2 separate regions of the Mus musculus genome follow, and region 2 is linked to region 1. Evidence: chromatin loops called from intact Hi-C (ENCODE). Cell type or tissue: gastrocnemius. All regions are shown on one strand. Each heading gives the region's core, and the rest is flanking DNA. Links, peaks and the distances in the headings are about the cores only.

Region 1 (15,159 bases), core at 4,638-12,637:
TGTGAGAGAGAAGCAGGATGAGAGAGGTAGATGTGACAAGTCTCCTCGGTATCACACAGAGCAGGAAAGCAGTGACCAAGTGCCTGCCCTTCCCAGAGGCTTACACTGCATCCTGCAAACTGCCACCAGCTCACTCTGGCCACCTAGCTCCTGAAGCCACATCTAAACCAGTTTCTGGCAGATCCAGCCATAGCTACGCACAATATAGAGCTTGGGGTGTGACTAAGGCAGTAAGGCCTGTGTATTCGGGCCAGCCCAGAGTGGCTTTCAAAAGTACTGACCAGAAGATCGAGGGAGGCAGCTGGGCTCACTGCAGACCCCTTCGGGAGCAGGGGGTTTGTCCCTGTGCTGGAGGGACAGGTCCTGAGTCTCATGCACCTGTGGGTCCAAGTCTTTGCCAGGTACCACGTCTGGCTACACGTGCTAGGAGTAGAGGTAGACAGCTACAGAAACTCTGCATGGACCCAGAATGGCATAGCGTGCAAGCTATTTCTCTGCACTTTGGCCTGTGATATCTAGTTTGCATTCCTGACATGAGGTTCTCTGTAACCAAAATATAAAATATTCTGTAATAAAATACACAGCTCTGCTTAGAATATCTAGAGTCACAGCCTGACCCCCAGCCCTGACAAGCCAGTCTAAGAGAGCTTATACTGCTACCCACCCACATCACCTCCACTTTCTGCTCTCCTGTGTCTCTGGCAGTGGGTTGGGAGATGTTATAAGCTCTGCCTTTTGCCAGGCCTCAATTGCCCCATCTGTCAAGGCCATGCCCATACCTGCCTGCTGGATATGGTGGTGAGGTCTTCTTATTGTCCCAGCCTGGGCAGCACACAGCCAACTACCCTAACAGGGCCACCAGCCTATGTTAGGAGTGACCTGAGCTACCAGAACAGCTATGCCAACTGTCAGAGGGGATGGGCAAGGCCACATTGGGGACAACCCAGAGAGAGGCCTCGAGCCACCAGCCACTGCTGGCACTATTCAATGCCAATGTCAGGGCTTGGCCCAGATGGTCAGGCAGCCTGGGGCTACCCAGGTGTGGCCCAAGGTGGTGACTGTCACCACAACAAACAGAGGCTCTTGGCCACCATGAGCAAACCACAAGCCCGCCAGGATCGCAGGGTCCTTTGTGCAGGCCAGCCTAGAGCTAGGTGTCAAAATAGCTCACTCCTCACAGCAGCTCCCCAGGCAGAAAGTGGGGACACTGAAGCTGAGAGGGGTTCAACCACTAACCTGAGGTTCCAGCCATGATAATGAAGTACCCACAGATAGGGTGAAATTCTGGCCCCCTCTGCTGCCCTTGCACCATCGTCCCCTCACACTTCCCTGGGTGAGCCACCTTGTTTCCCACTGTATCTGCTTTGCACATACCATTCTCTCTACCCTTGATGCTGCATCTTAGTCCTCTGCTGTTCCTGAGTCTTCCCAGCCTCTACTGTCAATTCTTGCAGTTACTTTCCCTGACAGGCCACTCTGGAGCCAAGTGGCTGGGCTCAACCCTCACTCAGCCCCTTCTTTGTTCTGCGCTCTCAGACACATGATTATACCTCTCTGGGCAACAGGGCCTCAGTGTATGTGTAGAGGAATGGCAGACCTCCCAACAGAGGATCGGGGTGGGGGTGGGGGATGGGGTTGCTATCTGAGGCCACCTCCATGTTACAGCTCCATGCAGCAAAGTTTTTCACTGTACAAGTCGGTCAGAGAGGAGAGATGGCTTAACAAAGGGCATTGTGGGCATCTGGTGGGGTAAGGATATGACCCTGAACAGACCCACTTGTTCTAACATCCAACCATCAGCAAGGATAGTCTGAGAGCAGGCCACGGGGAACAGTTGCCATAAGACAGTAAGTTCCATCCCATGGTATCCAATGACTAAAATGGCACCCATACCTTGTTTATGATCCCCACCCCTGGCCCCTGGGCCTGGGCAACCGAATTGGAAGAAGCTAATACTGCCACTTAAGTGTCAGAAGCAAAATGTCCCATCTGCCCACTCAGCTGGCTGTCTGCATGCAGCAGTCTTTCAGAGAACATGCTAGGCCATCCACATCTGAGCGGGATAAACTGAGCACCAAAAAGAAGGGCAAGCTTTTCTGGTGAGCAGCTACCCCTAGGTAGATAAACTGTGCCAGCTTCGAGTGCCTGGAAGTCAGGTGAGCACTTGATAGGGGATAGGGTAAGCATGGAGGACTGAGCCCCCTGGCCATGGCAAGGGGCCAAGCACAGATGGAAAAGGGCCGAGTCTTCTTCCAGGGGCAGAGCCCCAACCAATTCCAGGACCCAGTACTGGCCTCACAGGTCAACATAAGCAAGAGTTCTTCTCCTTGGGCCAGACCTCACTAAACCTTCATCTTGAGGGCTTTCAAAACGCTCATTTCCCTTCTGCTAAAAATCGTTCCTCTGGTAGCCCACTCCCATGGCAATTCAGAACGTTATCATGTGCCAGGCCAAAGTACTGACCCTTGGACACCCCGCCCCCAGCCCCGACACCACCCATCTACATTTTTACTATGCCCAAACCCTGCTGCTAATATCCAGGAGCCTTTTCAGCCCTGTGTCCAAGGAGCCTGGCCTGTCATTGCACACTTGCTGACTCAAGACAAACACCTGAACTTGGTGGCACCTGCAGTGATGTAGGTGACCAAAACCAAGGCTGTTCACACAGCCACACAGGTTGGAGCAGCAAGAGAAACACCCACCCACATAGACTCTGAACTGTCCTAAACCAGCACCTCATCAAGCCACACACAGAACTTTCCTTCCACTCCACAAAGTCCCACCACAAATGAAACCAAAACCAAGAGAGAAGAGGCACGGTGGTCCTAGACATCAGACTCCAGCTCCTTCCTCTTCTCATCCCAGGGATATCCTGTAGTTGACAGTGTGGAACAGCCTGGGCCTCTGTAGGACAGGGGGATAAACACACTTTGGGCACACCAAAGTTCAATTTTATTTATCTGTATATTTTAAGGCAGTGTCACGTTAGACCTCATTGTATAGTATACAGCTGAGGATGACATTGAATTTTTCATTTTGAGACAGAGTCTCACGATGGCCTCTTCCTGCTAAGTGCAGAGATTAAAGGTATGCGCCACCACAGCTATTGAACCACGACATTGAACTTCTGCTCCTCTTGCCTCCACCAACTGATTGCTAATAAGCTCAACTTGAAAAACTGGCGCTATAACTCAACTGGTAGAATGCTTACCTAGTGTGCATGAGGCCCTGACTTGAATCCTCAGAGATCCTGAGCTTGATCCTCAACAGCACATAAAACCATGGGGTGGGGCACATTTGTAATTAGGTCTCAAAAAGAAAAGGAGAGAGAGGAGGAGGAGGAGGAGGAGGAGGAGGAGGAAAGACAATAGGGAGCAAAGGGGGAGGGAGGAAGTTGGAGGGAAGGGAAAGCAGGAGCAGGCTTCACTATGGGCCCATACATGCAAGGAGGGCCCCGTTGAGCTGATCACAGAGAGCATCCAGAGAAGCAGCCAAGGCAGCCCTGGACTCCAGCTCAGCGGAGGCACTACTACCATAACCCTGCAGGCAGGGCTAAGAAGTAGGGAGGGCTAGAAAGCCACTGACCCTGCCAAGGCCAGGTATCACTAGGCCTGTAGTACGTGCCCCAGTGAGATAGGGCAAGCTGCCATTGTCTCTGCTCTTTACCTGCAATGGGGGAAGAAAAATCTATAGGGGCTGCTGGGCACACAGGCCTGACAGATATGGGCAACATGGACAAACAACCAAGGGGAGGTGTGAGAGAATGCACACCTGAGTCCTGCTGCCCACTCACTCCCTCCCTCACTCCCCAGGCTAGCACCAGGTCTGACATGGATGAAATTCTCCCACCTGAGAAACTAGCCCAGGAGGTTGTACCCTGAGGCCGGCCTTGCACCTCCTGAGCTTCCCTCACCTATGCTTTCAAGGCGGCCACTGGTCAACAAGGCTGAGTGACAGGGACAGATCTACAGAAAGGACAGACTAACTCAGTTCTCTACTCCCCTTCCTGATTGTCTCAGGCAGTTCAGGAGCAATGGTAGCTTACGGCTTAGGAAGCAGAGGAGAAAAAGAGCCGAGAGCTCGGGGTTCTCAACCTGTGGGTCAAGATCCCTTTGGGGATCAAACAACCTTTTCACAAGGGTCGGCTAAGACCATTGGAAACCACAAATATTTACACTACAACTCATAATAGTAGCAAAACTGCAGTTATGAAATAACAATGCAAATGATTGTATGGCAGGGGTCACCACAACATAAGGAACTATAGTAAAGGGTCGTAGCATTAGGAAGGTTGCCCTAGAGCTTGGCAAACTCTGGCTTCCTGACCAAAGAAGCCTCGTGTCACAAACCCTATGAATACATCATCAGAAGCCATGTATTCACCTCCCAATGAGAAGCAGCCAGAGTCCCAACAATTAAATAATGACAGATGCCGTTTGTTTGGGAAACTCTATCTCCCATCTTTACTACCACCCTGCAGGGGAGAGGTACTTCCTCCCACTGCCCAGAAGCGGACTGAGAGTCAAAGAGGATATGCCATTTGCCCTGATGAGGAAGTAAGAGTCAGGTTGGGATCCTAGGCCCATTATAACATAGCTGCAATGCTGCTGGATAATGCCATCTGCATCCATACAGGCAAGGCTCCTGTACTTCCTGGGAAGGGGGGGAGAGGAGCACTCCGGCTTCTTCTCTGAAAGATGTCCCCTACTCACTGGACTAAAACCTAATCAAAGTATCAAGAATGTACTGGATACAATGTGTTCAATGTTACATTGCAAAATGGGCAGAGTAGGGATCTGACCGAGGCAGTTCAAGCTGGCTGTCCCTGCAAGGCCACTGCTCCTGGCTCTTACTAGACCTTGCTCCCTGGGCCAGGGACCGTCAACAACAGCTGCCATCTACTCGTCTGTGGTGAGCAAGAGGAAGCAAGAGTCATTTACCTAACAGAGGAAGTTCCTGGACAGGACAGGAGGATCTGCCCAGAATCCCAGCTCAACTGAAAAGTCCAAAGCAGACCGTCACCTGTGATGTCCAGCCCAGGACCAGGGGCAGCCTACAGGTATGTAACCCCTGCCTGGCATTGCCCCTTTAAGCTATAGGCAGTGACTGGCATGCCTGTGGTGAGTCAGCACCCAGTGTCTGCTGACTCACCCACCGGAAGCCTGGCTGCCTCTCCCCACACAGGCTGACTGGGAACTTTACTGCCTTCAGGCCCTGAGCCACAGGCTGGCTGATAGAGAGTTTCCTGTGCGTCACACCAGGACGGGGGGAAGTCCCCAAGGTGCCACCCTCTAGTCTTTCCAACTCCTGGGACAGGAGGAAAGCTTATAACCATAGCAGACAGGACCAGGACAAGACATTCAGTGCTCCTTAGTCTCACTGGGCTGCCAGAGCCACCAGCCACTGATGAACTCCAATGACAACACCTCCAACAGAGTGTCAAAGGCCATCCCTGACAATATGCACAAGGACAAACAAGACATGCAAACCCAGACCACCCTGACATGTGCCCCTGTACCAGCTGCCCTTGGCCTCAGATGGCAGGCAGTGACCCACTAATGAGCAAGGAGACAGGAGATGTCAACAAAGTTGTGGGACCTACATGCCTTACACATGTGGAGAGAACTTCCTAAGCTTGGGCACAAAGAACTAGGCTGCCAACCGTCCAGTGGGAAGTTCATAGATAAAGTTGCAGTCCCCACCAAAGGTCAGGTGCTACCACTCCCCGCTGTGTTCAAAGTCCTCTGCAAACAGGCTAGCAAGATAGCCCAGCAGGTAAGAGTACTTACTATCAAGTCTAATAATCTAAGGTCCATGCCTGAAACCCACATGGTGGAAGGTTGATCCACAAGACTGAACTGAAAGAACTGATACCCACAAAGTATACTAGTATACTACATGTGGCATGCATATATATATATATATATATATATATATATATATATATATATATATCATGTGTATATTTTTTTTTTTGGTTTTGGCTTTTCAAGACAGGGTTTCTCCGTGTAGCTCTGGCTGTCCTAGAACTCACTCTGTAGACCAGGCTGACCTCAAACTCAGAAATCCGCCTGACTCTGCTGCCTCCCAAGTGCTGGGATTAAAGGCGTGCACCACCACTGCCTGGTTGTGTGTGTAATTTTTAAGTCTCCTGCAAAGGTGAAAAAGAGTTCCTGTCAGGGTCCACATTGGTATGGCCTCGCCAAGGTCTCCACTTTGCACCAGTTGCAGGGTCACACTGAGGGAAGCATCCACTGTAAAGACTGCGTGCATGATAGGTGGTCCTCTGCTTCAGCAGACCTCACGCTCCAGTGAACATGGGGGTGATAGCCAGGGTCCCAGGGTCCCATGGCTCCCCTAAGCACCTCACATGGGAACGGGATGGAAGGAGATCATCATAGAACCTGCTGTAGCTGTGCTCTGCCAACATAGCTGTGCAGCCTCTGTGAATGGTAAGTGTTCCCCAGCCTCTGTTTATGGGCAAATGGGGTGATGAGTAATAAAGCAATGTATAACACGTGGAAAAAAGAAAAAAAAAAACCTCTTAGAGTTTTGGTGAATGGATATTGTCAGTTTCCCACTACAGCTATCTCCAGACCCCTAAAAGGCTACAGGGATTCTGGCCCAGGAAAAAGCCTCCACCCAAACCATCCAATACCATGTTACCTAACCTACAATCTGCAAACTCACACTCAGAAGAGAGGCCCGGAACGTCCAGTGCCAGGCCTCAAGTCACCAAGCACATGAAAGCCCATGGTCTCTCCCTATCACTCACAATCTCTCCGGCTGTGATCTGCAACTGCAACTTTTATTTTGGTGAGGCATCTCTTGCCTGGAAGAGCTGAAATGCCTCCAAAACAAACACTGCTTCCAAACCCTTCCTGAGTGGAGCAGCATCTAATTTCCTGGTTCTCAAGTTCCACGAGGTCTGCACTGCAAGGTCCTCCCCAGCCACCTCCCCCAATAAGTGCCTCCCTAGTTACTCACAGAAGTTGGGCAATGGTCAGGGATCTGGCCTCCCACTTATGTAAGATGCAATTACCCCGTCCACTAGGCTCCTGCAGGGCCATGGAAGCCAGCTGTAGGGGACCCAAAAGGCCCCCGCCTGCTCAGGACAACCTGACCAGGACCAGGACTCCTGAGGTTGAGGTTTCCTAGGTCAGAAGGAGAGAAGGCCACCACTGCACAAGTACCCTCTTAGGTGCCCGCCATCCCTGTCCTCTGTGCTCTGCAGCTGCAATCCAAAACTGGGCCCAGCGTTGCAGCAGGAAAGCTGGAGATAGTCAAGGAAGTGCAACAACTATTTGCCCCTGGGTACCTACTATGTGCTGGGCGCTATGCTGGGTTCTCGATCATCTCAGACGTGCTTGCTTCAAACCACTCTACATTCAATCTCACATCACGCCCCTAATATCCATTTCATTAATAAGTCCTAGACATGCCCAGAGACTAGCCAGGTGAAGCAGTTCAGAATTCAGAGGGTCAACCCATTCATATCTCCAGGTCCAGCTTGGAAATCTTTTCTGCAGATCAACCCTACTGAGTCTCTGACATGTCAAAAAAAAACATCCTTCTCTCTTCCTGGAGAAAAAAAAAAAGCATTCTGACCTCCAAATCTTGTCCCCCTCACTTCCCATGACAAATGCTGCTGCTGCAGCCCACGCAGCACCACTGCCACCTCACAGAAATTTCCAGGAAAGACAGTTAATTGGAGAAGGACAAGCTTTGCACAGCCAGCCCCTGGCCTGCTGCTAGCCCAAGGACCAAACAGCACGTCTAAGAGCAGACTAAGAAACACTAGGTGCAAGAATCGGTCAGCTCGGGAAACTCAGTGAGAAGACTGCAACTGAGTAGCAGGTAGCATGGGCAGAGCTGCGAAGTGGAGACGCCAGGAAGTTCTACAGGGACAGCCTTAGGGAGGAGTGCAGGCAGCCAGTGAGCAGGCCAGCAAGACATGGGGCAAAGGAGGATTCACAAGGATGGAAGGAGTTGGAAGAGTGGAGGAGCTCTGAGTAGACAGGTTTCCGGCATTGGGAACACAGCCCTGGGGCCCAGAGTAAATTCCAGCCTGGACAAAATCCAAGAGCCTGGCCTGAGAGGGCTAGAGCAGCCCAAAGACCCTCTAGCAGGGATCACTGAAATCCCTGAGTCCAGGATGAAGCCCGGAAGCCTAAATGAGGAGCTCACGGTGAGGCTACAGACTTGGGAGTGGAGCGAGAACTAGGTCCTGCCTGGGTGAAGTCCCACGGCCTAAGATCCGGATTCCAATAAGGTCCCGTGAGGTCCCGGGCTTGGGCTGGACCCAGTCCTGGGTTGGAGTGCAGACGTCTGTGCCCAGCCCGGAAGGGAGCCCAGGATCACGGGCGGACTCAAATTGAATGTGGCACGGGCCGCGCAACAGGGCGGGAGAGCCTACCTTTGGTCTGAGGCAAGCTGGCCGGCGGGCTCGCGGCGGGCGACTCCATGCTGCGGACCGTCGCGGCGGAGAGCACTAATCTAGAGGACAGCAGACTACACCGGGGCCGGGCGCGCTCATGGCTGCTGGTGGCTGGCAGCGGCGGCAGGCGATGGGCGACAGGCGACACAGACGCGACGGTTCCAAGCGTCCGAGGCGGGCGGCGCCAAAGCCACACTGGGCAGCGCCGGACGCCTGCCGACGGCGCCACGCAGGCCCCGCCCATCGTACTGATTGGCCCGCCTGAAAAGGCCCCAGCCTATCAGACGCCGCCCGGACTGTCACGCACAAACCCCACCCTCCAAGAGCCGGAATCCAACCCAGCTTTCCCCTTAGTACAGCTCGGCTCCGCCCTCTTGCCGTCTAGATGACTGCCCTACCCACTCGGGGGATTGTGCTGGCGTGGTCCTGGGTGCCCCAGCCTGTGCCCCCCTATGGCACAGCGTGTGCGGGTCGCAATCTGGAAAATCCCAAGATCTCTAGGGGGGCAGGGCAGGGCCGATGTGCTCCGTGGGGTTAAAAGTGTTCCCTGAGTGAGACTAGACTCCTAAATGGCTGAGCCATACCGAGGATGAGCGTCCATGTGCTCCCCTGAAGAGAGCGGCGACCACCGGCTTGCCTCCTAGGGCAGCAGGAAAAGAGCGATCCCACGGCGGGCGCGTGCCAGGTGAGTGTTCACCGACTGTGGGAAAGAGTTTACTGCGCCTTGCTGAACGAGCACGCGTTTAAGTCCAGCCTCTACAAGCACCTGGCACGCCAGCACCTAGGGAGCGGGGAATTCAGTGGCTAACCTTTGCCTAGTGACAAAGTAACTGGTTGTAACATTATAGCAGCTCCACTCTCCGGGCTGGGGAGTAGTCTCCGATTAAACAAAGTGTCATTCCAAACACTGAAATACCTTTTGCCAGCCTTGACTGGGGTTCCATCTCGGCCGTCGGTCGCTGAGCCTCTGTCCTCACACTAACCAGGAATCTCTGGGGTCGATTGGAAAGTCAGGTCTAGTGAGGGCAAGAAGCACAAGGTCAAGGAGTCAGTCGGAGCTGGAGTAAGTCTTAGCTCTCTGGCCAACACTCAGGCCCCGAATGCCTGGCTTGCATATTTGATTTCTACCGCAGCCCTCCTCCCGTGCCACGTGCCCCTCCCCATTAGGAATCCTGAATGTCTCATCCTCTGCTGAATCCCAAGGCTTAGCCCAGAGCCATGCACATAGTAGGTGCCTAAGAAATATTTAAGGAATGAACAGAGGAAGTAGGAAAAGCATGCCACAGACATGGGTAAAGTGACTAGTCCCGTGCCAGGCTCTTGGGCACCAGGGTGACTCAGACAAGGCCCTCAAACAGGAGGAGTTTAATGGGTTAGTCAGAGAACTTGACAAACAGCCCAGGGATCACAGACTCCATGTGGGGTGCTATAAATAGATACAAGAGTCCTAAGAGGCCCTGCCTCACCTGGGTGGGGTCAAAGAAGGTGACCTTCCTGGACTAGTCATCAGAAAGAGAGGTAAGAGACCATCCTTGGAAGAAACAGAAAGGCCAGGGCAGGGAGTGGAGACCTGCTCAGGAAGCCAGGCTAGGCTGCACCAGCAAGCCAGTCAGCTGCTGGAATGAGGGGCATGATGGAAGACTTTTTCTCTCTGGCCACCTCTGCCAACAGCATCTGTTACCCTCCTGTCCCTAAGTGTCACAGTTAGCTGGGGGAAGTTCATGACCACTCAGAAACTGGCCAGAGCACTAGACTCAGATCCCAGCAGGCCATCTCTTACTCTGACTCCCGGGAGAGCAGACCCCTCTAAGGAAAGCTGAGGTTGGGGATGGGAAGGGTTCAGCCTGTGTTAGCATGTGACTGTGAGTTGAAGAAAGGGGGTGGTCCAAACCTAGTGTGTGGGGAGCAACTCACTGGTTGAGCACACACTGTGGATGTAGCATTGTGGGATCAACGACGAACAAAACAGACACAACGCTGCTCTCAGAAAGGAATGGACTTCTGGCCTAAGTGAAATGATAGGGTGTCTCAGGTTGACAAATGCTGTGGAAAAAAGGGGACGAGAGAAGGTGTGTCTGGAGGTGGGAGTGTGATTTTAGTGAGGGCAGTCAGGAAAAGCCTCCCTTAAAGGTGCCACAGAAGCAGAGATTTAAAGAAGCAAGAGAAAGGATAGAATCTCCAAGAGAAGAAGCGAAAGCCCCCAAACCAATTGTGTCACCACTGGTATGGTCAGAAATGAGAGGCTCCCTCAGATGCAGCCCCTTCCAGATGCTGTTAGAGCCTCCTCCGCATGCACTGATCATACACCCCAAGCACACATGAATTCCCACAAGATGCACAGGGTTTGTATGCATTTAGCATGGCTGCCCAGGGGCAGGCCTATTGACAGGCACAGTGGTCATGCACAGCTCTGGTTGTATGTGCAGTGTCCTGCCATCTGCAGAACCTCCCAAGGCTTGCTGACCTGGGGTGTGTGCCTTCTTGTGACCAGCCCTAGTGTGGCTGTTCTCTGTGGGTGCCCCACTCAGGATAAAACGATACCCTCTGTGCTCTGCCTGCTGCCCAGCTTTCTCACTTCTGTGCTAGTTGCTGCAAAGAGAGTTTTCTGAAAGCCGGGCTAGGCCCAGCTCAGATCTTTCCTGGTTCCCTAGGTAGGAATTTCCAACCCTCTGGCCCTGTTGACATATCCAGACACTTCAAAACCAAGCTTTCCTTCTTGATCCGATCTTTTCAAAGGCTGTCCCCTCAGCCAGGAATGTCCTTCCTCTGCCATATGAAGAAACACAAGGGATACTTACCTCTTAGGTATATTTCTTTTAACCTTCTGTATTTAAATGGCCACCATTTTGAAATATCACATGATAATTCATACGTGTGACATGACACTACCTGTACAACAGCATATGCCATTTTCACAGCCCTACCTACTGTGTGGTGGTCCTTCATGCAGACTCCTTCTGAGGCAAGCTGTAGAGAGCAGCACCACACTTGGCTCCTGGCTTCCACAGTGCACAGTAGGCACTCACTGAACACTCAGAACATACACCTCCCAAGGAGGTGTGCATTTTCATGGGCACAGAACAGAACAGAAAGCAAAGGATTGCCAGGCAGTTGTGGCACACACCTTTAATGCCAACACTTGGGAGGCAGAGGCAGGCAAAGCTCCGAGAGTTCAAAGCCAGTCTAGGGAAAAAAAGAAAGAAAGAAAAAAGAAAAGAAAGAAAGAAGGAAGGAAGGAAGAAAGAAAGAAAGGAAGAAAGAGAAGCAAGCAGAGGATGGAGACACATGACCACTGCAATGACAGGGTTGTTCTTCAAACTCCCGTCTGACAGATCATGGAGCCTTCACCTGCCTTTTTCTGCCCCTGCTCTCATTAAAATGCATCACAGTTGTCTTCTGAGCCACACAGTTTTCTCTGAGTTTCTTCTATGGCTTTCTAGAAAGACAATAGCTCTTTACCCTTGGATCTGGACTACCCAGGCCCTTACAGGGATGTGTAGAGCTCTCTGGACACAGTGGGAAATATTTCCAGGCTAAGAGGTGTCCAACATGGTCCTTCCTGTATGGGACACAGAACACAAGCAATTATTGTCACCTGTTTCCTGCTGGGTCTCACAAGTTCACACCTCAGTGATGCTGACATAGTTGGAAATTCTTCTTCCAGATGAGGAAACCAAGACACAAGCATCTTCCTTGGGTCTCATGTCAGGGAGGGAGCAGGCCAGATTCTAACCCAAATGATTGAGGATGGCTCAAAGTATCAGGTAGGGCTTTATACCAGAGTTCGTATCCTGTTGTTCGGAATCCAGAAATACAAGGATGTTCTTATTGCCAGGATTTGGTGAGAGGCAATGAAAAACAGAGACCAGCAACTTGCCCATGGTCACACATCCAAGAGGAGAGGCAGATGTGCATTACCTCTGCATTAACTATACCATGGGGGCAGTTCCAGATCCATCTGCACAGGGCTGTCTTCCAACCTAAGCCACAAAGCAACAGAGAGTTCTTGAGCCAATCATTTGTCTCTGTCACATGTGCATGCCTCTGTGTGTGTGTGTGTGTGTGTGTGTGTGTGTGTGTGTGTGTGTGTGTGTGTGTGTGGTGTGTGTGTGTGTGTGTTGGGAGATAGGATCCTAAGATGTAGGCCAGGCTAGCCTTGAATTCTTGATTCTCATGCTTTAGCTGAACTACTGCTTGGACAGGGCTTTGCCCCCCGCACCCCACCCCATTCCACCCCCGCGCCCCAACCACAGCATCATTGCTTCTGCTCCCTCTCAGTCACTCCCAAGTTGCCTGACTCCTTCCACAGCTTAGCCGCTGCCGGGAAGTTTTGGCACCTTGCGAGGGGGGAAACCAGAACACCTAGCAGGCCTTCTCATAGGGCCACTGGGACCATCATCAGGATCACCACTGCTTTTTTCGGGATGATAGCTGCCTTATTGCCTTCACAGCTTAGCTTGCCACCTGCTCAGCTGTCACTGCCACTGCTGTTCCGCTGCCTCTTGCTGCCTCTCTTCTCCCGCCGTCTCTAATACAGTCACCATTTGCTGCTGTCTCCGCTTATTTAAGTGTTGCCAGCTCAGCCCACACTACTGAAAGCAGGGGCTAAGAGAACACCTGAGGGAAACTTTTACTGGGTCCTATTGTAATACCAGGAATGATGAATAGCACAGAAGACTGTCTAGAGAGCCTGAGCAGCCTGTAGGTAGTTGAGCCAATCGGAGCCGTTTGTTTGGACCAATCACAGACTTTTCCCTTAGCAGCAGCCTCAGCAGTCCTTCAGCTAGATCACTGGGGAAATTGCGCCCCTTCTGGACAGAATGATAATAGTTGCACGGTCACGTGGCGCTCAGCAAGCGTCTTAAGCTAACAGAGTCTGGTACAGGGGTCAAGTTGTACTTCAGCAGAATGTTTATCTGTCGTGCAGAAAGCCCCAGATTCAATTCCTAGCACCCGGTATTGTGCCACATGCCTGTACTCCTGGCACTTGGGAGGTGGAGGCCAGGGAGATCAGAAATTCAAGGGTATATTCCTCTGCAAATAAGTTTGAGGCTTTCCTGAGCTAGGGACCCTGTCTCAAAAAGAAAGGGGGGTGGGGGCTGGTACAAACTGTCTCAGACATCCTTGGCGGACCTTCAAGAACCAAGGCGGTCAGCCATGCTTTTTTCATAACTTGTTCTGAGTGTCTGTGGAGTATCCAAGATAGCTGGTGCTAGCACAGGGTAGTCTGGTTGACTGTTAGACTGACTGTCCTTTCACTCAAAGCAGCAAGGGTGAGTCCAACTGCAGCTACTTAGCCTCATTGCCCACCCCAGTTACTTTGCTCATTTATAGAAGTGAACATCAGCGGGGAAAAAATACGCTTACAATCTTGTCTTAGGTAGGGTTACTATTGCTGTGATAAAACATCATGACCAAAACCAAGTTAGAAACTAAAGCTTTATTTTGCTTACACTTCCACATCACTGTTCAGGGCAGGAACCTGGAGGCAGGAGCTGATGCAGAAACCATGGATCAGTGCAGCTTACTGGCAGCCTGCTTTCATATAGAACCCAGGCCAGAGATGGCACCACCCACAGTGGGCTGGCCCTTCTCCATCAATCCAAAAAAAAAGCCTTATGGGCTTAACTGCCTGCAGCCTGATTTTCTGGGGGCACTCTCTCAGGTGACTCTGGCTTGTGTCAAGTTGACATAAAAGCTAGCTGTAGCAAACCTAGCCTTGAGTATATTAACATTAAGAAGCAATTTTAATGTTTGTTTGTTTTGTTTTGTTTTTTGTTTTCTGAGACAGGGTTTCTCTGTGTAGCCCTGGCTGTCCTGGAGCTCACTTTGTAGACCAGTCTGGCCTCGAACTCAGAAATCCACCTGCCTCTGCCTCCCAAGTGCTGGGATCAAAGGCGTTCGCCACCACCACCCAGCACAATTTTAATGTCTTAACAATGCTTACAGCGCCCAGGGAGTCCAGGGGTCTGTCCACTGGTCTGTCTAACTTGCAGGAAGTCAGATATGTGGACCCCTTTGTAACAGAGCTGAGTCTTTGTTTCCCATGGTGGGAAGCCATGGGATGTTGTCTAAAATGGACAAAGACGGAAGGAGAACAGAAGCCGTGTGTGTACACAGGAAGGGAAGGAAGGGAGAGTTCAGAGTTCCAGGGTAAGAACTTGATCCGTTTGGCTCCTTGCTTACCTCTCACGGAAAAAGCCCGCCGGTGATAGATGCAGACTCTGTCTCTGCAGAGAGCAGGCTGGGGGCCATGGCTGCTGGTTGCTGTGGTGCTGGTATACTGCCTTCTGACATATAGCACCGTGTGCCTGCCATGCTTTAATACAAATAAAGAAGGTACTGCAGGGGACAATGAAAAGGCCACTCACTGTGCATAAGACTCAGGGCAAATGTAGAGGAAGAAAGGGAGGCTAAGGAGTAAATTTTAAAAAAACACAACAAATTAGAATCTAGGGTCACTCTTAAACCCCACCCATGAACTAAGGGCTCACAGAAGAGCCACGGGCCTCTCAGCAGAGCTATATGGGTGAAGATACCATCACTACTTTGGCTTTTGTACCTTGAGCCACTGTGACCACTGGTACCCACCTAGTCATACTTCCAGACAGTTAGCTATCCCACGCATAGTGCTGGCTGCATCCCAGTACCAAGGTAGGCTAGGAGACAGCCTATCCCTTGTACCCAGTTTCTCCAGGGCAGCATACTGCTGAGAGGAATCT
Region 2 (15,159 bases), core at 2,358-10,357, 200 kb after region 1:
ATGTGGAACGACCTAGCCAGCTATGGGCAGGGCCATTCCAGGGCAGCTGTTCCTGAGTTCTGTAAGAACACTGAACAAGCAATCAGGAACAAGACAGTAAGTAGCATTTATGTTCTCTGCATCAGCTCCTGCCTCCAGGTTCCTTCCCTGCTTGAGTTCCTGCCTTGGCTTCCCCCAGTTGACTGTGACTCAGTATGTGTGATCTAAATTAACCCTTTCCTCCCCAAGTTGCTTTTGGTCAGTAGAAAGGAAATGAAGACACCTGCTTCCTACCAGCCATCCCTGGCATGGAGAGATCTGCCCCAAGTAACAAGCCTGTCTCTCAGTTGTTACTGAGGCCACATAACCCTACCTCAAATGCCAGCTTCCACTCTGAGAAGTGGTACTCTGCCTTCATTCCATATATGAATCCATGAAAACTGAAAACCCTAGGCTTTGGGCCATCCACCCACTAAGGCCCAGCGTGTGAACTGCAAAGACTTAGAGCTTGTCAGGCAGTATAGAGGATCCATGGGTCACCAGAGTTGCTGATGTCGCCTTGGGTTATATACTGGTTTTGTTTTTTGCTACAATTGGCTGACTCAAGAAAAGCTGTTTTAAAAGACATTTGCCACCCAGGAAGTGGTGGTGCATGCCTTTAATTCCAGCACTTGGGAGGCAGAGATAGGCAGATTTCTAGGCCAGCCTGGTCTACTGAGCAAGTTCCAAAAAAAGATTACAAAAGGAAATTGTAGTATTACAAGTGCAAATATTGCCAGTTGTGGTGGGGTATGGCTTTAGTCCCAACACTTGGGAGGCAGAAGCAGGTGTATCTCTGTGAGTTTGAGGCCAGCCTGGTCTACAAAGCGAGTCCAGGACAGCTAGCCAGAGCTGTTACACAGAGAAACCCTGTCTAGGCAAGTAGGTAGGTAGGTAGGTCAGTGGGTGGGAGGGCAGGGAGGCAGACAGACAGACAGACAGAATGTGCAAATGTCACAGACCATACCTAGGATTGAAGGTGCAGGTAGGGACCAGAGGAATGAGGTACCCCCCAACCCCCCACCACCTGACTTTTGGATACCTTGTCTCCAAAGGACACACACATGCCCTACATTTCTCACAAGCTTGGAAGTCTGCATTGTCAGATTGTAGCATGAACTCAAGGCCAGATAAAACCATGGCTGAAGGCTCAGTTGAGGCAGGAATGGTCTGAACCAAAAGACTGGGCAGTGTCCCTCAATTGGCTGGTGTATGGTAGGTGAGGCCTCAGTTGTTACTGAGGCTACACATGATGGCCTCTCAGGCTGAGACCCAACAACTGTTTTCCCAAGTGCGAATGGCAGGAGGTCTCGGCCCTGTTTATAGCTGGAAGCAGATGAGGGTACAGTCATCTCATCAGCTTGAAAATATTATTTTACATTTCCAAGAGGACTCTCAAACCTCACATCCAGCCACAAGACGTGTGAAGCTCCAAGCAATGACCTACAACCAAGACCATCTCCTGCCAGCAAGAATTACACATATACACAGTTCTTTCTCCTTTTATTCACATCTTCAAGGCATGGCTTTGTTTCAGTGTGTTTAAGGGGGTGGTACCTAAAATAGAAAGCCCCCCTTGTAGGGGAGACAGTCTCCCTCCTCCAGCCATGCCACCTGGACCAGGGTGCAAGGTGAGGACACACATCTATCATGAATATTTTGGCACGCTGCAGAGGACAGGTCTGCACACAGGCCTCTGAGAGGAGCGTATCCTCTACCCTGCAGTGAGGTCTAGGAGCAGCCTCTATGGGATTGCCTTGCATAGACAGCACAGAGTTCAGCCCCCCAGTGAGGAAGTTGTTCTCCCAGAGGTAATTCGTGGCCCATAGAGAAAACCAAGCAGAAGAGAACGAGACCTTCCTTCCCTGGGGTATAAGGCAGGGAGCCCTCGAGGGAGTCAACTTCAGCTTCAAGGCCTGAGGACCCAATCAGAAAAACAAATGCACCACCATCAGGAAGCCACTGTCCTTCAGCAGCTAAGCAGCTGTCCTCCAGCTGACCCCCTCGGAGTGCCTCCAGGAGACCTGGGGCTGTTACCCACCCAAGAACATTTTCTTTTTTTTGAAAAAAAAAAAAAAACAAAAAAACAAAAAAAACAGTCTTGGCCTAGGTGAAGCCTAGGAAATCAAAAGCCACATCTTATTCTTTGTGAGTTCATTGCTGGTGATGGTGGCCTGAGCCCAAGTCCCTAAATGAACCCCAGACGGCTAAGGGCCATTAATGTGGCTGGCACTGAAAGCGGTCAGCCAGGGGAGGCCAGCCACACTCAGATGTCAGCAACCCAGAGTCTCTGGGTTTGAGACTCTTGATCACCATCACCCAGGCACATGCCCACGTGTGGGCTTAGGTGATGTCACTCCCCCTCCACTCTGGCTAAAATAAAGCAAACCACACTGCAGTGTCCTAGGAGGGAGGTGGCTGCTGCTCTCCAGCATCAGAAAACATGTCAGTTACAGTCCTCATTTACCTAGAATAGGCTTTCAGGAACCTGGAGGCCGCTGTACAGCACGTAGCCAATGTCATCAATCTCCTCTTCCCGGAAGTTACCCAAGAGGTTCACACTGGGGTTGAAGTGACAGGGCAGGCTAGCCTGCTCCAAGCTGCCCACCAGAAACTCCAGGGCTTGCAGAAACCGTTCCCCCAAGGCCTCCTCAGTCCAGGCCACTTCCTCTTCACCCAGATGCAGAACCACCTGAGTCAGGTGGCTCCAGCCCAGCCGCACTAGAGCCGGATGGCCACGACAGATACCACACAGCAGCAGCAACAACCTCCGCCGAGTACCAGCATCCTGGTCATCCAGGGCCCGCAAACGGGCGGTCTCTACTGGATATAGATCCTGCAGCCAGAGATTGCTGGCCAGCCCCTCTAGGGGCCAAGCCAGCAGCAGGCGGTCATCAGTGCTGGCCCCAGGGACTACCATGAGCACAGCTAAAGTGAACTCCAGGCACTCGTGTTGCACTTTGAGCAGCAGCTCCTCCGAAGCCACATCGGGCCAGATCAGACACCCGAGCAGGCTGCCAATGGCTGGCCAGTTGACAGAGGCTGACAGGGCCTTCCGTAGCAGCTCCAGCAAGACTCGGGAGGAGAGGTAGCCCCCCACCAGGAAGCGGTCCCATGGGCTGCACCCACGGGGATGAAACTCAAGCTGAGTCCTGCGTACAGCCCAGCATCGAGGCTCCCTGGCCACAGTGTCCACGCCAGGTACCAGGCTCCATAGCCCCGGCTCCAACTCCAGAGGCGCCAGCAGGCGCACGTGCTCAGCAGTCCCTGCCTGGAGCCCGTCGTAGAGAGGCCCACCCGGCACGAGTGCACCAAAGGGCAGTTCTGGGAACTTGCTCCTCAAGTAGGCCTGCAGCTCCAAGGCAATGTCTCCAGCCAGCTGTTTCGCCAACGTCACGTGGGCTTCTGGGGTAATCACATGCTTGCGCTCGAAGGCCAGCAGCCTCTCCTGGAACGTCAGGCACAGGGGTGCTATAGTGCTGAACTTAGGTGTCGTGGGAGAATGAATGGGCGTGGGCTCCACTGCGGAGGGAAGCATCCAGGAGAACATATTAGAAGGCCCCACAAGTTAAGAAAACTCGACCTGCTCACTAGCTGGGCATGTGCAAGGGGCTCACCACACTAGAGAGAAGCAGTGTAGCTCACCTGGCACAGAGGGGGAGGGGGACCCAGTAGCTAGGGGCTGGCTGAAGGCAGCAGGAGGGGGTTGGGGCTTTTGGGGCGATGTGGCTCTCAGCAGGCTCAGTTCCTTCCAGCTGTCCCCCTTGGTGTCATCCTCATCTGGAGGGCTGGTGGCCCTGTCGATGAGCTATAGGCAAAGTGACACAGATCAGAGCATCGGGGGCCATGGCAAAGCTGGGGGGAAAGCAAACCAGGAAGCTAGGGTGAAAAAGTAGGGGCCCCGTGTTCCAGTCCAACCTCAAAAGTCCCACCGTCCCCCAGCTCCCCAGTCTGGCCTTCTCCTGTGGAGGTTTCAGGCAGGCCTTGCCCCCTTGGCCTTACCCGCTTTACAGCCAGGGTAGCAATGCCCAGCACTGCAGCCCCGCCCACACCTAGCACCAATCGAGCATTAGCCAAGAGGAAGTCCACCACACTGCCCAGGCCCTCGCTGCCGCTCTGTTTCCTCTGCTTCTGGGAGAACTCTGCCATGGTCACCTGCAAAGAGATGTAGTTCGTAAGGCATAGATGCTTAGCAATGACCAAGAGGGTGGTTTCTGGGGACCCGTGAGAAAGGGGCTGCTCAAAGAGTTTCTTGGAGGGAATCAGGGGACCTGCCAGCCCCCTCCCTGAATCCTGCAAGCCTCCAAGCCCTGGAAAAGGGTTCATATAGGAAGGATCCAGGCCTTTCTCCTGACTCCACCCCAAGACCTTGGGAATCTGGGTTCAACATCACCACCCTGAGTCTACAAAGACAAAAGTTGCCAAGCCACAAACTGAGTGCTAAGGTCTGGGATTCACAGCACAGCCCCCAGACTCTTCCACTCCCAAAGCCTGAGTATTTTCCCCATGCCTCCTGGTCGAGTTCCCTCACTCCTAATCAGAACCTACCCAGAACAGCCATACTGTGTGAAAACCAGTCAGGAGGAACCCAAAGGCCCAGAAATACTTGTAATATGGGTTTCCAGAAAGTTTGCCTGGGTGGGGCCTGTCAGACCTTTGATAGACCCTTAGCAAATTCAGGAATCTAGATAGTGGCCCCCCCAGACCTTGACAAGAAAACTACCTGGGCTAGGGCAACCCCATCAGAGCCAGGCTGAAGGCCCCAGGGTGCAGTGGTGAGTGAAGTAGGCTTAAATAAACACTGAATCAGGACAAGCTGGCCAGGGCCCATGGACTCGGAACAAAGTTGGAGAGGGTAAGAAGGTGAGAGAAAGGCCCGGAGCCAAGGGCTTCTGTTTATTTGTACGACCGCACCAGTAAGGACTGGGAAGTGTGTGACTGGCCCAGTCAGGAACTTGGGAAAAAGTCACAGAAATCCACAGGCCCAGGCCACTAAGCCAGAAAGGTCATTGCCTGCCGGGGCACCAAGGACTTCAGCCCTTCTTTCAGGGCCATGGTTGCCTTGGGACTCAGTTGCCAAGTGACAAGATGCCTAGAGTAGCTGAAGCCTTAGGCACTGTGTGACTCAGCTGAGACACCTGTCCATGCTCCCCAGACTAAAAATAAGACCCTGTCCTCGAGCCTGGTAAGGTCAAAGGGCAGCCAGGGAGCCTACTCCAAGCTCAGAAACAGCTCTGCTCTGTTACTGCCCACCACTGCCCTCAGAGCAGTAAGCCACTCTGCAAATGGAAGGGGCTTGCATTCCATCACCTGTCTAAAGTGGGACTCAGCCCTACACCTAGAGGGGTCTTGTATTCAAACTCCAGTAAGAAAGGAATAAAATAGGTGACTAAATATAACCCACTTAGGCCCTATGTGGTGGTGCAGGCCTTTAATTTCAGCACTGAAGAGGCAGAGGCAGTCAAGGCAAGCCTGGTCTACACACTGAGTTGGAGGATAGCCAGAGTTACATAATAGAGCCTCTATTCAAAACAAAACAAAAATAACAAAATAACCCGACTCTTGACAGCCTGAACTTCACCTGTTCTTACATTCTGGCCAAAGCTGATTGCTTCTGATCATGACTGAGCAGAAACGTGTAACCAAATAGGCTCTTAGACTCTATTCAAGAGCGAAGTCACTGTGGCCCTGGAAATCGTGTGCAATACCCAAGTCGGGAAGAGGCACCGCTGGGATTCGAACTCTGCTCTTCAGTTCCCAAGTCCTCCCTCCCACCGCAGTGACCGCAGGCCACGCCCCCACCTGCCCCGGGATGCGCGCCACGCCCAGTGCTGGGAGACACCGGGCCACCCGGTGCGCTGTAGCCGTACCTGCGTCCGAGCGTCAGCGCATGGACCCAAGGACAGGGCGAGTAGGACCCTGGAGGCCCAGGACTCGCCTAGGAATGGAACGTTCAAACCCCGGGAACCGAACGCCGAGGCCCGAGGCGGCAAGTGACCCGAAAGGCACGCTGGATAAGCAGGCCTTCGCTCCAATCCGAGCGCACAACTCCTGCGCACACGTGCTCAAAACGGAGCAGCTCAGCCAATGATCGCCAGGCACGCCCCGGGACCGTCTGGGGCGGAAACCACAAGCATACTCCGGATTTAAAGGCGCAAGGTTATATTGATAGCGCAAGGGGGGCGGGGGAGGTGGTGAGTGTGACAATCATTCAGGGGCTTGTCTAGTTTACTTACTTTCGGGTGTTTTGTTTCTTGAGAAAGGGCCTCACACTAAAGCCACAACTGACATCGAATTCTCAGCAGTCGTACTTAGTCTCACATCTGACCTTGTGTGTACTTGTAATGAGAGCCTCAGTGTGGAGTCTGAGCTCATGGTCCCTTGGTGGGCCAGGCAGACAAAACTGCAGTTAGCCCAAAGGCCCACATTCTGCCTCTCAAGTTCGCCCCTGTTAGAGTGCCTGGTGGTTCCATTTCCGTTTGGCCTGCCTGACACATAATGGGAAAAGAGCTCTGCCATCTGTCGTGGGAACTCTATCAGTCTCTTCCCTCCTGAAACCCGGGATGCCAGACCCTGGACTTCCATAGAACAGCTGTGTCTGTTTATGGGAAACCTACTGTATGCTGGCCAGGGCAAGATGGCCACTAAGAGCTTGGCCCAGGAGATATACACTGATCTAGAGCACAAAACAAATCAATAAAGAATGGTGACTGGAGTCCTGATGCCAAGGGAGAATTGTGAGTGTTTGTGCAGCCTGCTCTCTAAGCTGCCACATGTGAGTACTCTGGCAACTTTGGGGACCGTGTTACACATGATCAAAGTTGAGTCCTGAAGCTGAAGGATTAGGTCCCAAAGCCCCGGAAGTCTCACCACTACCACCACCACCACCACCACTGATCCCTCACACACAAACTGCCTGTGTCCCTGACGTTGTTACCACCATCACTCCTGGGTCACGGCCAGCCCCAGAGGCTACAGCAGCCCAAGCGACAGTGCCTGGACCCCACCCTCCACGTTCCGACAGGAGACTGGAAGTGTTGATCATCTCCAGCGGGACCCCTACAGGCCTCCCCAGAACTCTGGTCCCAGGGAGGCCTCGCAGCTCTGGGAGTCGCCTAGCAGCACTTCCCGCAGAGGCCGCGGCCGGGAGGCGGCGCGCGCGGGTTAAAGGGGCGGGGCCGGCGCTGACCCAGCCCGCGGCTCTCGGCCGCCCCGCGTCCTCCCTGCCCGTAAGAGAGCTGCGCCACCATGGAGGCCACCGGGGTGCTGCCGTTCGTGCGCGGCGTGGACCTCAGCGGCAACGACTTCAAGGTTAGCTGGGGGAGAAGGGGAAAGGCGACCCCTAGGCCGTCTCCCCGGGCCGCTTCCTCTGCGCTTCCGGGACCGGCGGGCGGGGCGGGCGGGCCTCCGCGAGTCTTCCCGGGCCTGCCCCGCCCGGGGCGGAAGACCTGGGCGGGGGCTCCGGGGGTCTGGGGCCGCGCGGGATTTGAGCCCTCAGGCCGCGAACCGGACCCCATGCCACCGAGGGAATACGCCCTAGCCAGCCACCGCCCCACACTGTGGTCTCGGGACGTCACTTCTCCCTCCGCGAACTCGGGGTTCTCTCCAGTCCTAGGGGCTCAGGAACAGCCCGTTTGGTGGCGTGTAATGGAAAGAGATCTGTTAGTAAGGAGTGTGACAGGTGCGCCAGGTCCTAGGCGGCAAGTCTGTTCAACTGCTAGACTAGGGGGACAAGCAGCCAGCAGCCCTGGTTCTTGACTATAAAGAGCCAGGCTATGGGCGTGGTGGTGCACGCCTCTAATTCCAGCTCTTGGGAGGCGGAGGCAGGTGGATCTTTGACTTCGTGGTCAGCCTGCTCTTAAAAGCAAGTTCCCGGACAGCCATAGCTATATCGAGAAACCCTGTCTTGACTTGAAGAAAAAAAAAATGTGCCGGCTAGACCCAGGCCCAAAGAGAGAAAAGCTGGCCCCGAAGGACAGCTCAGAAGCCTGGACCTTCTCCACCGCCTGGTCGAGTCCTTTAGATATCAGATTGGGGGATGCAGGAGGAGGTGGGCTCCTCCCGTGTTCACCTGCACACGGACACATGTTGGATCCCGTACACTGTGGGCATCACTTCATCCTGTCTACATACCCACCATCCTCACTTGTGGTCTCTATTCTCTCTCCACTGGGAACGTCTGAGTTACCTTAGGGAACGTGACTGGAAGAAGAGGTGTTACAGTAGCAAAAGGCAATTGAGCTTCATGCTGCTCAGATGTCAAAACTGCCAGGAGTAGCCTGGAGGGAGTGGCAAATGCCTTTAATTCCAACACTGGGGAGGCAGAGGCAGGCAGATCTCTGAGTTAGAGGCCAGCCTGGACACAAAATGAGTTCCAGGACAGCAGGGACTACACAGAGAAACCCTGTAATTGGGAGTTACAGGGGGACAAAACCTTAGGCTGGTGTGGTGGCACAGACCTTTAATTCCAGCATTCAGGAGGCAGAGGCAGGTGGATCTCTGTGAGTCTGAGGCCAGCCTGGTCTACAGAGTGAGTTCCAGGACAGCCAAGGCTACACACAGAGAAACCCTGTCTTTAATTTAAAAAAATAATTATTTATTATTTATATGTAAGTACACTGTATCTGTCTTCAGACACACCAGTAGAGGGTGTCAGATGTCATTACAGATGATTGTAAGCCACCATGTGGTTGCTAGAATTTGAACTCAGGACCTTCATAAAAACAGTCAGTGCTCTTAACCACTGAGCTATCTCTCCAGCCCCAAGAAACCCTGTCTTGAAAAACAACAAACAAAAAGGCCAGGGATGCTGAAGTGGGCATTGCATGTGAGGAATGAATGAATGAATGAATGACACTGTTCAAGGAACATTGGGGAGCTGGGCTCTTAGTGCAATCCCAGACAGCCAAACTGCCTTGGAACCCCAGGCAAAGCAATGTGAGTTCCACTAAGCACAGTGGAATGCTGAGGAACCCTTGAAACACACCAGGGACAGACTCCAGCTGGAGAGACACGTTTGGGCCAGGATGTTTGTCCTTTGGGAGCTTTCGTTTAGTGCCATTCTGTGAGTAAGAAAGAGAAATGTTCTCTAGGGACCACAGAAGGTGATGAGAGGAGGCACTCATCTCCTAGACTGTCCTCACCCTCCTGTTTCCTCCCCACCCCCCAGGGTGGCTACTTCCCTGAGAATGTTAAGGCTATGACCAGCCTGCGATGGCTAAAGCTGAATCGCACAGGCCTCTGCTACCTGCCTGAAGAACTTGCGGCTCTGCAGAAGCTGGTAAGGGATGTAGGCGGCGGGGCGCGGGGAGGGTCCTATCCTAGGGGCTAGGCCAGGTTGGCATACTCTGCAAAAAAGGGGAGTGGAATCAAGAGAAAACAGAAATAGCTGTGGGTGAAGCTGATGGTGTGTGTGTGGGGGCACATCCACCTGGGAGGTATGCAAGGCAGGTGATGGTGTGTAAAGGAGAGGGGACTGTTGGGATGGCCTTCCCAGATGGTGCAGTTACAGGGCTGCAGGCAGGGGCTGGATACCTTAGGTCCCCACCTGAACCTTTGACTCTTGTCCTGTCCAGGAGCACCTGTCTGTGAGCCACAACCATCTGACCACGCTTCACGGCGAACTGTCTAGCCTGCCTTCGCTTCGGGTGAGTGTTCGCCTGGGCTGCGGTAGGGTCAGGCGCGGGCCAGTGTCTCCACCCTCCTCCCCTCTGTGCCCGTGTTGCTGCAAGAGAGCTCATATGAATGGGAGAACTTTCTGAGAGAAAAGAGAGGACATTTCAAAACCCACCACCTCTCTGGATGGCTGTGAACACAGCAGTGTAGGCAGAACACAGTACTAGGCCACATTAGTGTGTCTAGTGTGCTTCTAACCTACCACATAGGTAAAGACTCTAGCCACACAAAAGTCACCCCCAGACAGCAGTGTAGCTGGTGTGACTGGGCCTAGAAGGTAGCTTGAAAATCAGGCCCTTGCCAGCCTTACAGGCTTCAGTTAGGATTATCCTTCACAGGGCCAGAACCCCAAGATGTTCAGAGTCCAGGATCTGGACTTGGGCTCCCTGACTCTAAACCAGGGCTTTGCCACTTAACTGGCTTAGTTACTTTTCTGTTGTGACAAAGCACAGGACTAAGGCAACTTAAAGAATATATTTCATTTGGAGATTCACAGTTCCAAGGGCTAGAGTCCACGACCATCTCAGTGAGGGGAACATGACAGCAGGCAGGCAGGCATGGCACTGGAGCAGTAGCTGAGAGCTCATGTGTTGAGACAACCATGAAGCAGAAAGAACTAGCTGGGAGTGGTGTGGGCTTTTGAAACCTCAAAGCTTGCCTTCGGTGATATACCTCCTCCAATAAGGCCACACCTCCTAGCCCTTCCCAAACAGCTCTACCAGTTAGGGACCAAGCATTCAAATATATGTGTCTATGGGGGCCATTCACATCTACACCATCACATTGGCTAAGTAGCTTTGGCAAGTTCCTCCATTTCCTCCAGCAGGTAGGTTGCACTTAAAAAAATAGATTGCAGGGCCGGGCATGGTGGCGCATGCCTTTGATCCCAGCACTCAGTAGGCAGAGGCAGGCAGATCTCTTGAGTTTGAGGCCAACCTGGTCTACACATTGAGTTTTAGGATCTACATAATGAGACCCTGTCTTGGTTAAAAAAAAAAAAAAAAAGGTGAGTGGGGATACAGTCCAGTGACAACATGCATGCTTTTCACACGTAAAGCCTTGGGCTTCCATCCTAGTACCATAACTCTGAGGGCCCCATATTGGCCTTGGAGGCACGCTGACATTGGGTTTTAAAGTTTGAAGAGGCACTCACTGGGAGGCTGGGAGAAGCCCACCAGATGTCGTGTGTGAGCAAAGGTCAGAGGAGGGAGAATTCTCAGACCTGGCCTCCAGTTTCCGAAGGAGCTCCCCACCTGGCCTGAGCTTCTCTCTCAGAGCAGAAAATGAGGATCCCAAGTTCTTTCCTTATACTCCTAGGCCATTGTAGCTCGGGCCAACAGCCTGAAGAATTCCGGAGTCCCTGATGACATCTTCAAGCTGGATGATCTCTCTGTTCTGGTCAGTGGTTACCTGCCCATCTGGCCCCTGTGATGCTCATTCAGTCCTCACTCATAGCTGCCTCAAGGGCCGCCATCATCCCTTAGAGTGGTCAATGCTGAGCCCACATCACTTGTACACTCAGTTCCCTAGCCCAGTCCCCTTTTCACTCAATCTATATCCCTGAACGTTCTTGTCACTCCATGTCCAATGTCCTGCCAGATCCCTGGGTATGGCAGAGGCATGGGGACGGTGTGTGTGTGGGGGGCACCCTGGCCTGACCTTGTCCCTGCTCCCTAGGACTTGAGCCATAACCAGTTGACAGAATGCCCACGGGAGCTGGAGAATGCCAAGAACATGCTGGTGCTCAACCTCAGCCACAACGGGTACTGGGGAGATCAAGGGCATGGCAGGTGGGCCGTGCAGAGCCAGGTGGGCAGTGCAGAGCCAGGTGCAGAGCCAGGTGGGCAGTGCAGAGCCAGGTGCAGAGCCAGGTGGGCAGTGCAGAGCCAGGTGAGGAGCCAGGTGGGCAGTGCAGAGCCAGGTGCAGAGCCAGGTGGGCAGTGCAGAGCCAGGTGGGCAGTGCAGAGCCAGGTGGGATGGAAGACTGATTTTCAGGCTTTCCCCTCTGTACTACAGCATCGACTCCATCCCCAACCAGCTGTTCATCAACCTTACGGACTTGCTGTACCTGGACCTCAGTGAAAACCGCCTAGAGAGCCTTCCCCCTCAAATGCGCCGCCTCGTGCACCTTCAGACACTGGTGCTGAATGGAAACCCGCTGCTACATGCACAGCTCCGGTAGGTGCCTTGCTTTTCCTTGCTTCCTAGGAGTCCTGACCCTTCCCACCCTAGGCCTCAGGCCTCAGCACTGGCCTGTGCTTGCTATACATCTTGTCCCCCTCTTTGGTCATGCCCTCCTGCCCACTCCATCCCTAGAGTCCCTTGAGTGGACTTACCCTAGGGTGGCAAATCCTTTCCTCACAGGCAGCTCCCAGCCATGATGGCCCTACAGACCCTGCATCTGAGGAACACTCAACGCACCCAGAGCAACCTCCCCACCAGCCTGGAGGGCCTGAGCAACCTTTCAGGTCTGGACTGTCTGGGGAGCCCCTAAGGTTCTCACCCCTTTGAGCTTACCAGCTTCCTTGGGAATAAAGGGGCCGAGTCCTGCTTCTTGTCATGTCTCGCAGATATGTTAGGTAGGGGCTTGCTGTGTGACTCTGGCTGCCTGGCCTGGCTTGATACTTACTGTGTAGGCAGATTGGCCTTGAACTCATAGCGGTCCCCTGTCTGAGCATCTCAAGTGCTGACATTACAGTTCTGCACACAGTGGTCAATTTCCATTGGGTTTCTGTCACTAGGCCACCTGCTATGAGGAGTCTCTCAAGTGTAGAAACTGCAGGTCATACAAATTACTTGCCTAAGACCACACAACCTGGTTGTAGAATAGTTGGAATTCACACTGAGGCTTGTTCCTGGTGACTGCTGTATGGGTCCTAACTGATGTGCCCTTCCAATGTCCCAGATGTGGACCTGTCGTGCAATGACTTGACAAGGGTGCCGGAGTGCCTGTACACCCTCCCCAGCCTGCGCCGCCTCAACCTCAGTAGCAACCAGATTGCAGAGCTGTCCCTGTGCATCGACCAGTGGGTGCACCTGGAGACCTTGAATCTGTCCCGGAACCAGCTCACCTCCCTGCCTGTGAGCCTGTGCCTGGGACATTGGGTGGGCCAGGCAGGAGTGCTGGTTCTGTTCTAACTGACTTCCTGCTTCTCTAGTCAGCCATCTGCAAGCTCACCAAGCTGAAGAAGCTGTACCTCAACTCCAACAAGCTGGACTTTGATGGGCTGCCTTCTGGCATCGGCAAGCTCACCAGCCTGGAGGAATTCATGGCTGCCAACAACAACCTAGAACTGATTCCTGAAAGTCTCTGCAGGTGCTGGGCAGGCTGGCGTGGGGTGGGAGCTCACACTTGGCGATCTGTCTGCATCCTGCTAATGACTGATTTGCCTTTAGGGATGAGACCCATCCCACCCCACACCCAACTTGAGGTTCTCAGAGTACCTGTTAGGAAGCTAGTGTGGTCCCATCCTCTTCTGAAAATCACTGGCCCTCATATGGATCCCTTGCTCTAAGACAAAGAATTGGGAAGTCACCTTTCGCCTGGCCCTAACTGGAACGCCAGATCCCCTAAGGCTCTGTCGGGCTCTGTCTTTACAGGTGCCCAAAACTGAAGAAACTCGTCCTGAATAAGAACCGCCTGGTGACCCTTCCTGAGGCCATCCACTTCCTGACAGAGATCCAGGTCAGGCAGCTGGGCCAGTGTTGGAGTAGAGGCAGGGTATCAGGAAAGATGGATGGAGCAGAGGGTGTGCCTGTATCTCAGACTGAGAGACCCAGCAGTAGCCTTCCAGGGTCAGTGCTACTGGGGTGAGCACCTTCTTCACAGCACACCTTTGTGTCTGTCACTGAAGCCCCACAGGCAGCTGCAGAGTAGCCAGGGTCAGAACTTAGTTCCTGGTCCCAGGCAGAGACTGAAATTAGAGGCTGCTTGGAGGTAAGTGTCCAGACCAGCAGCACCTCTGCTCACGTAACAGGTCCTGGATGTTCGAGAAAACCCCAGCTTGGTCATGCCGCCCAAGCCTGCTGACCGCACCGCCGAGTGGTACAACATTGACTTCTCGCTACAGAACCAGCTGAGGCTGGCGGGCGCCTCCCCGGCCACAGTGGCTGCTGCTGCAGCTGGTGAGTGGAATGCGCTCTCGCCCAGGAGCAAGGGCACTTCTCTGCTTCCCCCTCTGCACACTGGGTACCAGGGTGGGGTTGCCCTCGGGCTGTATGTCCAGTAGCCAACCCAGTGGCTCAGATGATTGCATTCCCTGAAGTAGGGAGCGGGTCCAAGGACCCCTTGGCTCGCAAGATGCGGCTACGGAGGCGCAAGGACTCAGCACAGGATGTCCAGGCCAAGCAAGTGCTAAAGGGCATGTCAGATGTTGCCCAGGAGAAAAACAAAAACCAAGAGGTAAGTCAGGTCAGGGCTGGGCTGGACTCTCAGAAGGAAGAGGGGCCCTGAGCAGAGAATGGCTAATGCAAAGGCCCTGTGGTGAGGGCAGGAAGAGGCCAGTCTTAGTGTCTCAGTAGAGTCACTGCTCCTCTGTCCCCAGGAAAGCATAGATGCCCGGGCACCAGGGGGAAAGGTACGACGCTGGGACCAGGGCCTGGAGAAGCCACGCCTTGACTACTCGGAGTTCTTTACGGAGGATGTGGGCCAGCTGCCTGGTTTGACCATCTGGCAAATTGAGAACTTTGTGCCTGTTCTGGTGGAAGAAGCCTTCCATGGCAAGTTCTACGAGGCTGACTGCTACATTGTGCTCAAGGTGGGGCTGGCTCCTAGTGTTCTGCATGGTGTGACGCAGTGAGGCTGGGGGATGGGAGTTGATGCAGCTGTGGCTGTGCATGTAGCCTGGAAGGCCAGCAAAGCCCTCATGGCTGATTACTTGGTCTCCTCAGACCTTCCTGGATGACAGCGGCTCCCTGAACTGGGAGATCTACTACTGGATTGGTGGGGAGGCCACACTTGACAAGAAAGCCTGTTCCGCCATTCATGCAGTCAATCTGCGCAACTACCTGGGTGCTGAGTGCCGTACTGTTCGAGAGGAGATGGGTGACGAGAGTGAGGAGTTCCTGCAGGTGCAGCCAGAGATACACACAGAAGGGAACTCGGGCCACATGTACAGAGGTGGGGCAGGGGGCTAAGGCCAAAGGTAGTATAACAAGAGACCTCAGACAGCAAGGTGAGGTCTGGAGAGCCTAAGGTGGTCAGAGCTGAGCGGGAGGGAGTGGCAGGTTGCTTTAAAGGAGATAGACAGGTTAAGGAATGTAGCTGTGAGATAGGGCTGGGACCAATAGCTGTTAGAGTAATTACTGGCTCGGGGTTATAGGCAGAGCCAAACCTAAAAATAAACCACAAAACCAGTCGGCAAACTGACTTACCTCTGCTACCAGCTGGGCTCCCTTTAGAGAGATAGCAGGCAGCTGGAGCGTTTACTTTAGGCCTCCCCCCCACCCCCCAGGTTTGCAAGCTTC

Evidence for each region. A loop is a pair of places that touch in the nucleus more often than their neighbours do. Peaks named below come from ENCODE experiments on the same cell type or tissue, not always from the same donor. Only the 100,000 strongest peaks of a DNase experiment are listed, where the experiment ranks them.
Region 2: a loop joins it to region 1, with 7 times the contacts of the local background. A loop is called at or near these places in 2 of 42 quality-filtered maps.

The regions. Positions count from the first base shown.
Region 1 is chr11:60,925,529-60,940,687 of GRCm38, reverse strand. It overlaps Map2k3 (mitogen-activated protein kinase kinase 3), which reads right to left and starts at 8,634. Exons shown (of 12, transcript NM_008928.5): 1 at 8,417-8,634. The coding sequence starts at 8,465. Map2k3os (mitogen-activated protein kinase kinase 3, opposite strand) reads left to right here and starts at 8,821. Exons shown (of 2, transcript NR_027800.1): 1 at 8,821-9,122. In gastrocnemius, for the core only: a CTCF peak has its summit at 8,606; DNase peaks (open chromatin) are centred at 8,087, 8,690 and 9,076; H3K4me3 peaks cover 5,843 bases; H3K27ac peaks cover 6,536 bases.
Region 2 is chr11:60,719,297-60,734,455 of GRCm38, reverse strand. Flii (flightless I actin binding protein) reads left to right here and starts at 7,193. Exons shown (of 30, transcript NM_022009.2): 1 at 7,193-7,329; 2 at 9,188-9,298; 3 at 9,594-9,665; 4 at 11,011-11,091; 5 at 11,371-11,456; 6 at 11,710-11,871; 7 at 12,058-12,161; 8 at 12,599-12,774; 9 at 12,852-13,009; 10 at 13,294-13,378; 11 at 13,671-13,818; 12 at 13,959-14,095; 13 at 14,238-14,450; 14 at 14,584-14,763. The coding sequence starts at 7,267. It overlaps Mief2 (mitochondrial elongation factor 2), which reads right to left and starts at 6,058. Exons shown (of 4, transcript NM_001009927.2): 1 at 5,889-6,058; 2 at 4,021-4,173; 3 at 3,664-3,826; 4 at 1,505-3,540. The coding sequence starts at 4,167. The coding sequence ends at 2,486. It overlaps Mir5100 (microRNA 5100), which reads right to left and starts at 5,793; the gene lies at 5,730-5,793. In gastrocnemius, for the core only: a CTCF peak has its summit at 7,154; DNase peaks (open chromatin) are centred at 3,167, 6,057, 6,536 and 7,168; H3K4me3 peaks cover 6,428 bases; H3K27ac peaks cover 5,977 bases.